Regions from separate parts of the Homo sapiens genome. Here regions 2 and 3 are each linked to region 1. A link is a contact called in ENCODE Hi-C or POLR2A ChIA-PET data. All regions are on one chromosome and are shown on one strand. The core of a region is the stretch at or near the end of the contact, and the rest is flanking DNA. Distances in the headings are between cores, read along the strand shown.

Region 1 (2,711 bases), core at 96-2,595:
ACACATATGTCCCACTGTTGTTAATCCTGAATTATAACTAAAATATGCAACTGTGAGTTCTGACTTTATTATCCAGGCATAATATGCTAAATATTGGCATTTCTTCATATATAAAGGGCCCAGAAGATAACGGCAGGTCACGATTTTTAAATGGACATGTCCTTAACTCACGTTGTGGGACTTCAATGATAGCTGGCCGCTTCAATCCGATGGCTACATCACGGGACCACTGACTTTGCAGTTGGTACTGACAGAGGAAAGGCATGAGGAAAAGAGGTAGGAGCTGTCGCCAGAACTCTGCCAAGGATGGGATGAAGAACTCTGATAGGAGGACCACACCGTAGGTTAACAAGTGGAGACACAGCCGGAGGAGGATACAGGGTAGCTCGTTACCAGGTCCAACATTTTTCAACCCTCGTTCTGGAGTGGTCATAACCAGGGATTTAATATAGAACACAGAGGACATTAGGTTATAGCTGCCTAGGGATCTTAGTTCTTCATTGGCAAAATGGAAACAGCACTTAGGCTATCGGCTGCCTAGCCGCTTTTTTTTTGAGACTCGGCTCACTGCAACCTCCGCCTCCCGGGTTCAAGCGATTCTCCTGCCTCAGTCTCCCGAGTAGCTGGGACTACAGGCGTGCGCCACCACGCCCAGCTAAATTTTTTTGTATTTTTAGCAGAGACGGGGTTTCACCATGTTGGTCAGGACGGTCTCTTGACCTCGTGATCCGCCCGCCTCGGCCTCCCAAAGTGCTGGGATTACAGGCGTCCTAGCCGCTTTTTAAAAACCCTTCCCCCTTTATTTGTACGGCAATTTGTATTTTCAAAGTGCGTTCACCTCGCATGCGCCCTCCTAACCACGAGGTGAGGAAAAGCAGGCCAGAAGCCCACCTCCAAACTCCCATTTCCTCGAAGAGAAAACTGAGGCTCGGACAAGATCTGTGCGCGAACGCCGAATGGATGGCCCTGGGGCCGATGCTCTCTCACTAAGAAAAGGCCTCCGAGACTGCCCAAGCTTCCTGCCCGGGTTCGGAATCTTATAGACCCGCAAAACTGCAAATGCGCTAACAGTCCTAAAAACGTCCACGTTGCCAGCTCTGAATTGCAAACGCCGGCAGCAGAACCGTTTAATCACAAGGTAAACGGAGAGTCGCCGCAGCTCGGCTGCCTCCTCACTGGCAAACCCAGGGCAGGCCGCGACCCGCAGGGCCAGGCTGAACCCGGCGGCCGACCCAACGCCGCTGCTGTAGCTACCTGGACGCCATGCACGATGTACACCTTCTCCGCCTCGCTCAGCGTCACGGACGCCATGCTGCCGAGCTGCCCCACGAGCCGCACGTCATCTGCGCGCGTCCCCTCCTCTGGACCGCGCCCCCACGTCCCACCCCCCCCCGCCCCGCGTCAGCGCGTCATCAACCTGCGCGGCGGCCGCTCCTGCAGCCGCGGCCGCCGCCACTGCCGGGAGAGCTCGATGGGCTTCTCCTGCGCGCCGCCCGGTGTCTGGCCGAGTCCAGAGAGCCGCGGCGCCTCGTTCCGAGGAGCCATCGCCGAAGCCCGAGGCCGGGTCCCGGGTTGGGGACTGCAGGGGAAGGCAGCGGCGGCGGCGGCGGGAGCCCCACCGGGGTCTGGGACTGGGGAACTGCCTCCGGCTTCACGGTCAGTTGGGAAGGGAAACTGGGGTAGGGGTGAAGAAGCTGGGGTGAGGCGAGCCTCACGGGCCGGGGGACTCCCAGTGGGAGAGGCGTGCGGCGTAGTTGCTCAGAGCTGGAGTTGACTTAGGAGCGTGTGTGTGTGTGTGTGTGTGTGTGTGTGTGTGAGAGAGAGAGAGAGAGAGAGAGAGACCCCGACTAAGGAGGGGCGGACGTCGTGATTGGCCCGGGGGTGCTGTTTCCCTGCTCTTCTCCCCTCCATTTCTCTAGTCCCTAGGATGGCTGGAGAGGCGATGCAGCCCTCCCTAGGTAGTTCTTGGTGGGAAGGGTCCGGGAATGGGGGACACTAGTCCTAAGGCGTCCCCACCCCTCCACCCAGGAATATCTCTCGCTGGCTCGCTCACTCTCTGTGACCGAACGCTGTCCCATTACCTTGCTGGGACCTCTTGCCTCGGGTGCTTACCAGAGCGTTGTCCCACAGACGGGGGAGGAGGCGCTTGGTAACCGGCACTGGCGAGGTGCGCAGTGCCCGGACGTCCCCAACGCTTCCTAGCGGGAACTGGAAACCCCGGCTTGATGGAAGTGATTACTGGGAGCTGTGAGCAGTTGCCCGAAAAAAAGCCAACCCCAACCCCTTGCGATGGCCGAGTGGGAGTATGGGCATTGGATACCCGGAGAGGATATCTGCAAGGTGAAGCTGGGGTCACCAAAGGAACTCATTAAGGCGGGGCTGACAAAGTATGGTGCAAGTTTTAAAGGAGCCGTGTGGATAAATGGGAGAAAGTTAACCCAAATTAGTTGAAGCAAGGAGGGCAGGTTAAAGCAATTCTGATGACTTTCCTGATGTTCCATTTTTGAGGACCCTCAGCCAAAAAAAAAAAAAAATGGTATTTATCAGATAGTGGGTTCAAATACAGTTTCAGATAACTATTGGGAGCCTACTATAGATAGGCTTTGTGCTACCTTTAGAACACAAGACAAGTAAAACATACTATGCCCAGAGAAGTTCCCTGGGCAGATGAAGGCTCCAGGGCCAACATAACCACAGATCATGGTGGTTAG
Region 2 (2,711 bases), core at 85-2,584, 1.9 Mb after region 1:
GTATGGTGATATCTCAGCATAGTCTTAATTTGCATTTCCTTTATGGCTAGTGATGAACATCTGTCCTTATTTGCCATCTGTATAACTACTTTGGTAAAATATATATTAATGTCTTCTGTATATTTAAAAACTTATGATCCAGGATACAGTTTATCTTAATATATATACCAAGGTTGCTTGAAAAGAATGTGTATTCTGTTGGTGGGTGAAGTATTATGTAAATATCAATTAGATTAGGATGGTATTAGTGTTGATCTTTTCTATATCCTTGCTGACTTTCTGTCTAGTGTTCTATCAGTTGTTGAGAGAGGGATGCTGAAGTTTCCAATTACAGTTGCAGAGTTGTCTATTTCTAATTATGGTTCTATCATTTGATTTATTTATGTTAAGGCTATGTCGTTAGGTGTATCCACATTTAGAATTATGTCTTCTTGGTGAATTGAACCTTTTATCATTATATAATTATCCCTTTTTTATTCTTGGTAATTTTCCTTGCTGTCAATTCTACTCTCTCTGAAAGTAATATCACCACTTCAGCCTTTCAGTTTATTATCATCTAAACAACACTATTCAGCCTTTGCAGTCATCCACAATTATTAGAATTTCTTGGTTAGAGGCTTTTGACTACATGTTTTTAAAGGTTTTTGGCTGTATTGACAAATTGCCCTGCAAAAATTTACCAACTTAATACCTTAACATTTGGGCTAATTTAAAATAATCATAAATTAAAGTCAGGGCTTTCCCAATTTGATAGGTAGAAATCTTATAACTCTATGGAGGTGGAGTTGGTGGTGGTAGGTGCATCTCTAGATGACTTAAGTTCAAAAAAAGTCAAGAGATCTAAAAAAGAAGTCAAAAGATCTAAAATTCATAACTCAAGAAATAGGGGCATATGTATATTCGGAGAATCCGCGGGAATGCCAGATGCCACAGCCATAAGTAGCTGCCCTTGAGGACTGGACAGCCAGGACTGGACGGTGGGATAAGGTGACAGCTGGTTAATGGAATGGTGCCGCAGAGGACTGGTGCTTTTGTAAGTTCTCTGTAGCATTACAATTTTTAAAAGCATGTAAACGTATTAATTACCTTGACTTTACAATGACATTTGGTTGTTGGTTAAACTTGCATTTAAATTTATTATCAGAACTGCCATAACTGTGTAATCCTAACACTAAGTAAAACTCAGCCTCTCGGCGCAAATTATCACTCCCAACATTCCGCAGGCTGGTGGCGGCGCGGGCTGTCCTCGTACGCAAAACTACACCTCCCAGGATTCCGCGAGCCAAGGTTGTGGCCGGGGCCAGGGCAACCGAACTCGCGGCTCTGCGCAGGCGCACAGGCTCCGCGCCGGGCTCGCCCGCCGGGCAGGCGCACGGCGGACACCTGCGAGCCTGGAGGTGGCGGTCGCTGCGAACCCGGCGGCGCGGCCAAACCTGTGCTGGCTGCCTGGGCCTTCTGGGCCTCCTGGGCCAGAAGCTGGCGCTGGGGGCGGCGGCGGGGTGGGAAAGCGGCGCCGCCGTGGGGCCTCCTGGACGCGTCGGCGGAGGTGGCTTCGTCCCGCGGAGTCCAGGCTTCAGGTAAGACGCGCGCGCGCTTGGGGCTGGAGCGGACTCCGACACCCGCCTGGGACTTGAAGTGGAGGTGTCGAACCCTCGGCCCCCTGGAGGGGACGACGCGGTGCTGGGCCCCGGGGTGAGGGGGAGGTTCTAGGACGCCTTCGGGATCCAGGAGAGTTTGCAGAACTGAGGGGTGACGTGTGAAGCGAGCTGAGGGAGGCGCGGGAGGTGGGCGGGGCGGGGGTGGACCCTCAGGGTCGGGGGCCGGGGATTGGGGGTCGGGGGCCGGGGGCCGGGGACCTGGGCAACGCCCTGGGGCTTGCCAGTTCGAGCCCTCAGCTCGTGGCAGGCACTGGCGTCGGGTCCTCAGGCCCTTTTGCTTTGGGAGGTGATGGGTGGTGCACATTTGGCGGGGGTGGTGGGGAGCCACGCGAGGTGCGCGGAGCGGGCCTGGGCCTCCCCAACTGCCTTTGAAGGCAGAACCCCGGCAGGCCTGCAGCTGATTCCTGGGCGCTTTGGGGGCCAGTAGGGCACCTACCATGTGTGTCCGGTGGTAAGAGCTTGCCACGGCCTGCTTGGCAGTGCCAGAGTAGCCTCTGAAGAAGGAACCCAGTGAACTCCTGACTCCATGTGTGTGTTTAGGAACCCGTCTCCAGCTCACTGATGGGAACTCTCTGCTAAAGTATGTGACCGTCAGGCCAGAGTCTTGCACCAGGTGCAGGGCGACCAGTGTCTGCCTACTTTATTGCCAGCCAACACTTAGAGCGTACTCTTGGGAGAAGCAAGGCTCCGCGTGGAAAAGGATGACTTCAGGGTTATGGGGCGAGCTTGATAGGACTTAGTAGCTAAGAGCATAGACAGAGGAGGTTTCATTCACCAAATGTTTACTACAATATGTGCCCCGCCTTCAAATCTTGGTTCTCGGCTACTAGCGGTGTGCGTTTAAGCAAGTCACTTATCCTCTCTTAGCCTCTGTTTCTTTCTCTGTGAAGTGGAGATGAAAGTACAGTGCCTTTATCACGGGGTTGCAGTGGGGATGAAATAGTGCCAGGCAAGTCCTCAGCCCAGTATGTCTAACAGTAAGTGTGTGGCAAATATCAGCAGTCGTGGTGACTAACGACAGAAAGTGTTAGAGGTGCTTGGAGTCCAGGTTCA
Region 3 (2,711 bases), core at 59-2,558, 1.0 Mb before region 1:
ACCCCACACACATCTGGTCACCAAATTATTCTCCTGTGTTGATGATTGCTGTTGTGTAAGAGTAGAGGAAAAATACGGTTTGAGGGAGGTTTTTTTTTCCCCACACAGTTTCAAACAAGGATATTGGACCAGATGACCAACATTAAAATCTCTCTCATCCTTAATATTGCATGAAGCTGTTCAGACAGTGGTTGGAGCAATGATTTCTCTTAGACCACTACATTGATTACTTTTCTCTTTGTCATCTTCTCACTCCCCCCGTTTTCTTTCTGTTCTCCTTTCTGTTAACAAGAGTGGAAATCACTTCTATTCATGTACCTCCTCCCAACCCCACCCCCAAACTGACTACTCCATCCATCCAACTCACTGTTTTAGCTACATCTAATTTATAAAATTAGATGGCTAATGAGATGTCATAGCCTAAAATCGACTAAGAAATTGATTTTCTTTCTGTATTATTGTACCCAGACAACACCCTGCTTCCTCAGTTTAGAATGTTGGGCCACCACGGTTCCTGACTGGATACCACGAGCTAGGTCCTACAAGGGAGAGAGCTGTTTCTGGCTTAAATGATGAGAACTAGGGCAGAGAGTAAAGGATAGCCAGCCACAGCTAAGGAATGCAGTCAGTTAGAAGCCAAAGTCCCCGTGTAGTGTTCCTCTTTTCTACTGTGCCCATAGCGGACACTGATTGAATGCATTTTGTTCTATCGTATTCAGTTCCACAGTGCTTTGCAACACCCATCTTATAAATAGAAGTTGGGCTGAGGATGGGGCCAAAGTTAGGGGTGGTAGTTCATAAACACGTAGTTTTTGAGCACTAATTTTAAGTAAGACCCTGATATTAAGAAATAAGGGGGATTAAAAGATGGGAAATTAGGCCCACCAATACATGTTTTTCTATTTCCCAATATATCAAAATATTATCATTTTAACATGCAATCACTAAAAATTAATGAGCTAGTTAACATTCTTCGGACTCTTTGGTACCTAGGTGTATTTCACACTTACAGCACGTGCACGATTCAACTCGAACTAGCTACCTTTGGAGTGCTCCTTAGCCACACAAGAACAGCGTTGTTGTCAAGATGCCAGACCTTTGATTTGTGGCCCTCCGGGGTTGCAGGCGTTAACCTGGGGCCAGCATGGGTCGCGGGTGGGACAGTCGGTCCGGGGACTGGGCGGTGGGAGCACTTAAACCCCGCCCTGCGGAGTCGCCGGGAGTTGTAGTCGGAGCCCCGGGAGTCCGATGGGAGTTGCAGGCCTCAGCCCCGGGGAGCACGCCGGGAGTTGTAGTCCGCCCCCGCCACCCTCTTGGTGTGCGCGTCATGGCCGTCAGCACCGCGTTCCCGTCCTCTTCCGCTTGGCCCCAGAAAGTTTCGGTTCTGCCCGGCGGTGGACCCACGAGCGCGTAAGTGCCGCGGAAGACCGGCTGGACTCTGGGGGCACCTGGGTCGCTCACGATCCCTGAGGCGAGAGCTTCGCTCGGGGCGCGGCTTGTCACCTGTTGCCCTTACAGTCCCCGCCCATCCCAGGTCTCCCTCAGACCCTGCCCGAGCGCCCCCGTCCTTGCCCAGCGGGCCGGGAAGCACCTCGGGCAGGTGGAAGCCGGCCCAGGCACCCAGCCTGCCTCTGTTGGTCGGTTAGAAAGACAGACCCCAAACACCAGTTCCAAGACCCCGGAGGGCGGAGGGCCCGCAAAGGAAAGGAGCCCACCATGCGGCGTCTCAGAACAAGCCTGAATGTCTTAGCGCAGGATGGGGCAGGCCCCGGAGTTCCTGCCTGCGTGGTCTTTAGGAAGTTTAGTCTCTGGCCCAGTTGGGCCGGGACAGCCCAGACCTTCACTTTGCAAGACTCCGCTGGTGCTCGGATCTCTGCCCTCTTCCCAGGAGGGGAAGAAGCTTCTTTCTTCCTGGCCCATCCTTTGGCCAAGACCTATTCACTATCCACTGCCCCTTGTGCCCATGCGCAGGGTCTCGAGCTAGCCCCCAGGGGTCTTTTCCCGAAACACCTGTTGTCTCTGGTGTGGCGGCACTGCACTGGACTGGAGTCCGTGCTGTTGAAACCTGGCGGGGGTGGGGCGGGGAGGGGGGAGGATGGCGGGATTTTATTTTTTGTAAGAAAAGCACATGTGGTTGACACGTTAACCGCGTGGCCCCCTGTTAAAGCACATGTATTCTCTGATGTCCCTGTCACTCTTCACTGTTCCCATTGGGTGTCCTCTCCAGAAAAAAAAATAGAACACTTGTTGAAACTGCCTGTGTTGGCCAGAGCCTCTCAGCCCCTCTGCTTGTCTTACCACAGCAGTTTCCTTTCCCGACAGAGAAATGGGTCAGGGGCTTTTGCGGGGCAGAGGATCCAGGGCTTAATCTGCTCACTGGTTCTCCTGCCCGTGCAGGCCTTGTGGTCTCAGGCTGCAAGCTTAATTCCCCTGCCATCTGCCTAATGCGGCTGGAGGGTGTTGGGGGCTGGTGTGGGGGAGGGGTGGGGAGCTGGAGCTATCATGCCAAGGTTTTCTGCTTTCAGTAGTTCCCACCTTCTGAAGTGGACCCCTGTTGAGTGAGCTCCACTTGACCCTCCCTTCTGTGACAACCACTGTTCTGAAAGCATTGAATGCCCCATACTAGTTGTGCACCGTGGTTATTATCACCCTGAAAATAAGAGCTAATTGTCACAGTGATGGATCTCAGCCTCCTTTGATTAATAGGATCT

The links. A loop is a pair of places that touch in the nucleus more often than their neighbours do. ChIA-PET counts read pairs that join two places held with the same protein, here RNA polymerase II (POLR2A). Pooled maps may share reads with other maps.
Region 2: a map of CD4-positive, alpha-beta T cell shows a loop between it and region 1 (5-fold over the local background). The contact joins the promoter of POMGNT2 here to the promoter of EXOSC7 in region 1. A Hi-C loop is called at or near these places in 2 of 168 maps with a recorded cell type or tissue (CD4-positive, alpha-beta T cell and CD8-positive, alpha-beta T cell) and 5 of 50 pooled maps.
Region 3: a map of ascending aorta shows a loop between it and region 1 (14-fold over the local background). The contact joins the promoter of FYCO1 here to the promoter of EXOSC7 in region 1. A Hi-C loop is called at or near these places in 2 of 168 maps with a recorded cell type or tissue (CD8-positive, alpha-beta T cell and ascending aorta) and 5 of 50 pooled maps. POLR2A ChIA-PET finds 5 or more read pairs at or near these places in 1 of 52 experiments (HEK293T).

The regions. Positions count from the first base shown.
Region 1 is chr3:44,974,878-44,977,588 of GRCh38, reverse strand. EXOSC7 (exosome component 7) reads right to left here and starts at 1,345. Exons shown (of 8, transcript NM_015004.4): 1 at 1,255-1,345. The coding sequence starts at 1,311. ZDHHC3 (zDHHC palmitoyltransferase 3) reads left to right here and starts at 1,415. Exons shown (of 7, transcript NM_001135179.2): 1 at 1,415-1,656. RefSeq lists silencers at 1,379-1,448, 1,569-1,668 and an enhancer at 1,891-2,435.
Region 2 is chr3:43,104,702-43,107,412 of GRCh38, reverse strand. POMGNT2 (protein O-linked mannose N-acetylglucosaminyltransferase 2 (beta 1,4-)) reads left to right here and starts at 1,334. Exons shown (of 2, transcript NM_032806.6): 1 at 1,334-1,577. RefSeq lists a silencer at 1,247-1,566.
Region 3 is chr3:45,994,421-45,997,131 of GRCh38, reverse strand. FYCO1 (FYVE and coiled-coil domain autophagy adaptor 1) reads left to right here and starts at 1,308. Exons shown (of 18, transcript NM_024513.4): 1 at 1,308-1,410. LOC105377063 (a long non-coding RNA gene) reads right to left here and starts at 1,229. Exons shown (of 3, transcript XR_940799.3): 1 at 1,043-1,229. RefSeq lists enhancers at 1,280-1,439, 1,460-1,509, 1,010-1,509.